Regions from separate parts of the Homo sapiens genome. Here region 1 is linked to region 2. A link is a loop called in an ENCODE intact Hi-C map of the cell type or tissue named here. Cell type or tissue: heart right ventricle. All regions are shown on one strand.

What was found. Hi-C counts contacts between places; a loop is a spot of excess contacts. Peaks named below come from ENCODE experiments on the same cell type or tissue, not always from the same donor. Only the 100,000 strongest peaks of a DNase experiment are listed, where the experiment ranks them.
Region 1: a loop joins it to region 2, with 2.9 times the contacts of the local background. A loop is called at or near these places in 13 of 110 quality-filtered maps.

What each region holds. Positions count from the first base shown.
Region 1 is chr4:113,110,093-113,114,092 of GRCh38, forward strand. The region is part of intron 1 of ANK2 (ankyrin 2); the gene reads left to right. Among named protein-coding and RNA genes, the nearest start is that of MIR1243, 5.2 kb to the left of the region's middle. In heart right ventricle, no CTCF peak of the experiment used is centred here; no DNase peak of the experiment used is centred here.
Region 2 is chr4:113,177,470-113,181,469 of GRCh38, forward strand. The region is part of intron 2 of ANK2 (ankyrin 2); the gene reads left to right. Among named protein-coding and RNA genes, the nearest start is that of MIR8082, 27 kb to the left of the region's middle. In heart right ventricle, a CTCF peak has its summit at 1,563; no DNase peak of the experiment used is centred here; H3K27ac peaks cover 1,970 bases.

The sequences.
Region 1 (4,000 bases), 67 kb before region 2:
TATAAAGGAAAGGGAGATTTAATGGACTCACAGTTCCAAATAGCTGGGGAGGCCTCACAATCATGGTGGAAGGCGAAGGAGGAGCAAAGGCACATCTTACCTGGCCGCAGGCAAGAGAGTGTGTGCAGGGGAACTGCCCTTTATAAAATCATGGGATCTTGTGAGTCTTACTCACTATCATGAGAACAGCATGGGAGAAACCTACCCCATGATTCAATTACTTCCCACTGGGTCCCTCCCATGACACGTGGGGATTATGGGAGCTACAATTCAAGATGAGATTTGGGTGGTCAAACCGTATCTCATGCCTAAAGCAAGAAACAAGGAATCCCTAGCAATAGATTTTATTTGCAGTTTAGTTAAACAACAGGTGCAAGCATATCTTATGTCTGTTGGTAAAGAAGTGAAAATGGATCACAGAAGCTCTTTCAGAGGGAAAAAAAGAGTTAAATATGATAGCATCCAGAAGCATTAATAATCCAGATGTTTACAACTTCATAAAAATTGCCAAGTACGCATGGATACAATAGTCATTTTCACCAGGTGAAAAATGACCAGATGGTAGCACTTCAATTCTCTGGTGCCAACAATGCAGCCACAGGGGGATTGTTTTTTGAGTGGCTGTGCTATTGAAACATGTTTTATAAGTATTCTATATTTATCGTAGTATCTGCTGCACAGGACTTTACTAGCCATAGAATTGGTTGTTGGAATTGCTGAAAGTGTTTATGTTTGTGTTTTAACAATAAGGGCTTTGGGTTGGGAAACTGGAGACCTGACACTTTATCAGTGATTTCATGTTTGATCTATAGTTGATTTGGATGTGCTCTAATATTACATTTTGCCATTTTTCTATTGTTAATTTTGAAAAATAAGAAAATATTTTTGCTAATTATTTACTGGCCAAGCATACTGAATTCATGGTCTATAAAAAGTACAGAATAATAGCCCAGTCATTTAAAATCACATTTACAGGCTTTTAAGCATTATTAATTTATATGTAAATACAAAATTATTTTGTGAAAATTTAAGATACACATGGCTTAAATTTAGAGTCACATAAAGAATAACAATTAAAAATAGTTCTGTCCCAATTAGGAGAAATCAATCTTTTTCTTTTGCAAATAGTCTAATTAAAATATTCTATCAAAGGTTTATCCAAATGACACATCTAGTTGACACTGTATAAATGTAAAACTTACAGGTATTGATCAAACTTACCAATAAAATTGTTTCCCTTGAGATGCTAAAGCTGTTAACATATAATTTCTGAGTAAAAATATAATTACTAAAGAAAACAACAAATTTCTTCATGGATAAAGGCACGACATAAATGAGCACACAAAAGCATCCTCAGTGACCTTGAGGGTTAAGAGGCTTGAGATTGAATTTTCACATTTTAACCACAATTCAGTGCTTTTCATTTGACCAAAGTAAAAGGGCTAAGAAATATACCCAGAGCTTTTATAAAAAGCTGTTACAAACCAAAAGGGGAAGTTATATGTGTTTTAAAACACGGCAATAAATAGAGGAGTTAGATATTAACTGTAGTGTTCCAATCCTTTAATAGACTATGAGGATTTCTTATCCAAAATCAGTATATTTTTTGGAAAAAAAACCTTGTGAGCAATAGAATAAAATATCATTTATGAGAAGAAAGCAGCCCTGAGAAGCCATTTGAAGATATTAGTTTCAAACTTGGGCTAAGCATTTGAAGATTTTGAAGCAGCTTTCTATCAAGATGTGAATATTAGTAATTGCAGTCACTGTAGATTATACAAAGTGACTGAGGTGTTCCAGGAAGGCTGAAAAGAAACACTTCTATGGCTGGATTTTCATATCCATGAGGACAAGGGTTTTGTCATTTTTGTTACCAGATCCCCAGTGCTTCCTGGCTGGCTCATAGTAGGCCTTTAGTAACTGTGTTTGATAAGAAGATACAACCATAAAAAGAAGCTGTGTATGCTAATAAGATGGGGACAATAAGAAAGTTTTTATTTTAAATAAAGGATATTTTAAAAGGATAATTTTAAGTTCAATCCCTAGGCTTTCAGTTTAAGATACTATTATAGTAAATTAAAAGAATGATTTTAACATCCTGGGGCTTTTCTGATTCTGGAATAAATTTCTTTATTTTCTGTCAAAGAGAGCACACAAAATACATTTGTTTAGGAAGTTCTAGTGAGGGGATTTTTTCATCAGAAGAGTTTTCACAACTAGCAAATCCAGCCTGTTTACACAGGCAGACTCCACAAGCTGGGCTGTTGCACACTCATCTTTGTCCATTTGGGAATGAGTGATTGAGGCTGGAGTGGGGTTGGGAGGATGCAGGGGGAGACAGAATGTGTATGGAAATGTCTTTTGCTTCTGAACTGTGGCTTTTTCAGTGTTCCCTTCTCTGTACCTTTCCCTTCCCTCTGCCCACTGCAGTGTGGCTGCTGCCTGTAATCCCCAGACTTCCTCTGTCATAATAAAGGGAGGTCTGTGGTGACAGAATGGTCACTATTTATGACCTACACTTTCTGCAGCTCTATCTTCTTTATGTCAAGGGGTGTCCCGAGGGTAGCTTTTCATTCCTTGTCTGTTGGCCATTGTTACTAGCTAGAAATTTTCTGTGAAACTTCAGAAGTGTTATGAGCTTGAGAGGCATACACTTGGGGGGTCTTGAGACTGCTTCTACATCTCCTTCTCAGCCTATGAAAACCGCCTGTTTTGATTTGGAGCTGGAGTGTCCTTGTTTCCTTTCCTCAGGCAGGAGTAGAAGGAAGATATCCTTTGGGCATTCTCATTTTAGCCAAATCATCTCCTTGTGGAAACATTCTTATCACAAGAAAGTAGGATCTATTATATTATGAGCAAGCTTTTCTTGGTAATTTTGCATTATCAAATTGGCTTTTGGGTTTGGCTTCAGGTAAAACAAATTGAGAGTGCTATGCCATTGGACTCACTTACTCAGTTTGCTTTTCCTTACCTCGATCACTCATTAGTCCCAAAAAACAGAGGAAGCCTCAACTATGGATTAACACCATGAACTTGATTAGAATAATGAACTCTTGGCACATAGTTCAAACATAGTTCAAGTGAGCACATTCTTTTTTTTTTTTCCCTGATTAGGTGATGTTTTAACTGTCTTTGTAGTGCATCTGCTTCTCTTTCCACTTAGCACCCATACCACATTTGTGGTAGAGTGACGATATATGCTGTTCAATTGCATAGCTGCTTCTCCTGGGCAGGGCTAGGGAAAGTGAAGGGGGAGATTAAGTTGCATGTGGCTAGCTCAGTTGTTATTAAACGCTGCCTGACTGATGCCTGATGTCTGCAGAGGATTTTCTTTGGAATTTGATCAATGGAGTGCTGGACAGTGAGGACAGCAAATGGCCATTTTATCTCCTGTCTTTAAAATAAAATATGCCCTCTCTGAAGGACAGTCTATGCTGGCTCTCAAGTTTAAATGTGAACGGACAGTGTGCTCCTTACCTTTGAAGGCAGACACAAGTTTATCCCATTGATGGTCATGATGCTTTGTGGAAGGAATCAGCTTTTGTTACGAGCTCAAAATTCAGCCAGAATTATATCTCTGCTGGAGGTTTGATGGGAAGAGCCTTTTAATGTGGTGCATGCATCATTTCAATGGCTGTGAGCTCCTGGAATTGGAACCTGGTGCCTTGTCTGTGCAGAGGTCAGCTGGTGAGTATGAGCTACTCTCTTTCCTCAGAGAACTGATACCAATTATTTTCCATTCAAATAGAAATCATAGTTAAGTTTGAGCAACACAAGTATACAAGAAGGAAAGATTTTAAAAACATCAATTTCTCATCAGCTTACTACTGAATAAGCTAGTTATAAAGAGGCAAAGTTACCACTCTGTGTAGGAATGTCTAATCTGCCTAGCTTTCTTAAAAGGATTATGTGCTACTATCTCCTATGGGAGCAATCTGTTCCTTAATTAAGGAAAAGAGAAATAAAAATCACACACTACGAATGGACTTGTGATGAGTTT
Region 2 (4,000 bases):
TGAAACCGTTAGTTCATTTAGGTAAACTTATCATAAATAACACCAAAAAAGAGAACCTAAGGAAAAGAAAGTTCATTTCAAACCAAGTCTACTTCACACTGAAGTATAACAAATACATTAATTGTATGAAAGGTCTTAGGGTTATTTTGAGAAAGAATAATCTCTCAACAGTAAATACTCAATTCTTATCATATTTATAGACCATCTTAGCTTCTTGAGTTAGCTTTTTCTTATAGTGGCCAGCCATCCACTAACATGTCACTATAAAAGGAAAGAACATTTATTTCTGTGAGAAGGCAACATGATCTCATGAAGCCCACACAAAATTTAGAGCCCACAGGTTCAAATTCAAGTTTCATCTCTACTTTGAAGAAGTCAGCTCACTTTAGAAAGTGATATTTTTCTAACTTGTAAAACAGGATAAAAACAATACATTCAATGCTTATACCCCTGGGTTGCAATTTAAGTTAAATTATGAAATGTAAAAGGAGTTTCTAAGGTACATGTGTTCTAATTACAATTACTGTATATAATTCACCAAGAATTATACAAATTAAAATTGACTTACACTCAAAATATGAGGTTGATTCTCTTCAATTCCCTGACTCGCCAGGTATAAAGTAAATGCAAGGCCAGGTGTGGTGGCTCACACCTGTAATCCTAGCACTTTGGGATTACAGTGGGAGGCTGAGGCAGGAGGATTGCTTGAGCCCAGGAGTTCCAGGCTGCAGTTAGCTATGATCGTGCCACTGTGCTTCAGCCTGAGTGGGTGACAGAGTAAGACCCTGTCTCTTAAAAAAATAAATAAATAAAACAGGCCAGGCGCAGTGGCTCACACCTGTAATCCCAGCACTTTGGGAGGCCAGGAGGTGGGTGGATTGCCTGAGATCAGGAGTTCGAGACCAGTCTGGTCAACATGGTGAAACCCCGTCTCTACTAAAGATACAAAAAAATTAGCCGGGCGTGGCAGCAGGCGCCTGTAATTCCAGCTACTTGGGAGGCTGAGGTGGGGGAATTGCTTGAACTAGGGAAGTGGAGGTTGCAGTGAGCCAAGATTGCGCCACTGCACTCTAGCCTGCGCGATAGAGTGAGACTCCATCTCAAAAAAAAAAAAAAAAAATTCCCCAAAGTAAATGCAGTCTCATGCTGGTTCTGTATTTTTATTAATACTATTCAAGACAGTATATTAATTAAATAAAGATTAGGGAAATACAGTGACTAATGTTACCTGCTTAGCTACTGTGTATTAGACTTTGTGCTGGGGCTTTACATGTGATGTCTTATCAGTCAACTGAGATGAAATATTGTGAGACAGGGATTAGTTCAAGTTTACAAATGTAGAAACTGGGCCCACAGTGGTTAAGTGACATTCCCAGGGCCACATGGATCTGTCTGTGTCCCAAGTCCAAGCTTTTTTCTGCTGCAGGATATCTTTTTGAGTAGCTATTTGGAGCTGCCCTTCAAAGTAATACAGTGGTGATGTCCTTTATCTTAAAGCTCAAAACTTATTTTTAATCTACTACTGCTAATATAAAAATAACTTTATTCATAGGTGGTTACAGGATCTTTTAAGTCAAAGAGCACCACCACCAGGATTTCTACTAAAACTCAAATACAATATAGAACAGGAAATGATTTCTAAATACCCAGGAAAGTAAAAGAGACAACTATTCAGCCAAACTATTGCTATTTCTAAGTATACAATATTCAAAGATAATATGGCATATGAAAGAAGAAAAGAAAATGTATCCTCTAGTTTGCTGCTAAGCCTGAGTTTCTAGGGAGCATTACAATATGTAATGTAGAAACCAGGACTTTCTGTACTCTGTTGCATTTCTCAATGAAAGGCAATCTGAGCTGCACCAGCTTTCCAAAAATATCACATGTGTTGGCGTGCTAAGATTCCTTAAACTGAAATTTGAATCAATGTTTTTTCTTTATAAAATTGGTTTCACAACTACCATGAGAAGTTTAAAATGTAATTCCCAAATACTATTTTGCTTTTAATTATTTAAATGATATGGGGAAAATTCATAAATTTGGCACATGAAAATACTCTAAAAGAATGTCAAGTTTTCATTTTTCTTTTTTAAATGATTACTAATATGGTTAACTTTTATTTTCTTTAAAAGATTACACCAGTCATCTTTTTACCGTATTATCTCTTGTACATTTAGAAGAGAAAATAAATCTTAGCGTTCAATTTATTTCTGAAACTCATAAAGACTTACTTTCTTACCTATTCCCTATTTAGTAATTCTGCATAACTTAATACTGTTACAAACAAGATTAACATTCGGACATTAAAAATAAACTGTATAGTATTTTAATAAAAGTTTGTAGCCAGTTACAAGTCAATAAAAACCCCAGTAGTTTCAGAAAGTTTCATCATGTATACAATTTATTAGTTTCACTATAGTGACTTCAAAATGAAAGACTATCACTTAGCATTTATTTAATACAATCCTGGATATGATACCAGTGATTAACAGGTCTTAAAATGCCCTGAATTTTGGCCTTGGCCTTTTACCATTGGAGTTTAAAGGTGCAAAATTATCAGTTAAATCCTGTGTTTCCTTTTTTATAAACAGAAGGCAAGGTCGAAGCACCATTTTCAAAACAATATTAATGTTCCTCAAATAGCAGACCTTTAGCAACAAGAAGATACACTCAGCAATGACTTTAGCATATGCTCACACAGTATGACTCAGACCATGAAGCATATTTGGAAGTCACATTAACAATGTGGATGCTGGAAACCAAATTCTAGTTTTCCCCACTTACCAGCTGAGTGACCCTCGGCAGTCAGCTTCTGCAGGCCTGAGTTTTCTCAACTGGAGTGAGCATAACAACACTGAAGTTTTAGGGTTGTTTTGATGATTAAGTGAAATGTTTGCAAAATGCTTGGCAGAGCAAGTACTCAATAAATACTTGTGAAAATGATGCTTATTATAATAATGTAATTTTTTTATATTGATTCTCAACCTAAGCTTTAGCAAAAGTAGCACTGATTCGCACAAGCAGGACAGAACATAAAAGGTATTGCCATAGCCTGTATCACCAAATAGAAAAAAATTATGATTAGTAGCAATTTGGTAAAGTTACTATTTATCTGGGTTGCATTAAACTGAAATATTTATCTGGAACTAAAATCTTTTTCACAAATGCCATTTGGGTTCATCTGGTTTAGACTTCTCTTTAAAAATACTAAAAACAATTCTATTAGCCTGGGACCTTATAAAAACAACAAAAATGAATAGGGGAGAATTAAATTCATGGAATTAATGGAACATGGAATGAGCTATATGCAGTTTTCTAACCAGTTAAATTAGGCACAAATATATATGCAAAAATATAACTATATAGCTAAATGCTTATTATTGACCCCTCATTTAGAAGAAGCAAAAGGTGATGTTTCCATCTGGTTCTGGTTATGTGGTTTTGGATTCTGTGCCATCCTGTAATCTCTTTCGATGCATCAGTGCTGGTCCTTGCTCTATACTGGGTAGTGCTGATTCAGGTTAGAATTGAGTAACACCTGTCTAATATTTTGAGTACTTAGAAATTTTAGTTTACTTGTTGATATTTGCTCAATGTAAAGTAAATCCAGTAGAGAGTTTTCATCAACTACTTGCCCCCAGCTCTAAAAACTTCATTCTGTTTACAATTAGGCAGGTTTATGAAGATTTCGAAATGTGACTCTTCTTTCATTTTAAAAATGCTGGGAGTAGCTTCATGCAAATTATTTCTATGACTGTCTTATTAAGTACTCTCCGCAGTGGTTTAGATCGGAACAGAACACTTTATAATCTGGAAATTCTCTTGAACACTCTCTTTCTATGGCTAAGCGACATGGATTTTAATATCTGACTCCAAGCAGCCACTCCACTCTTCCTAGCTCATCTTAGATAGTAGAATCGCAGCATTTTTTTCTGCCGGTCTGAACTCAGGCACGCTATTTGTTCATCTACTTACTCAAACATGTATTGTGTGTTTACTC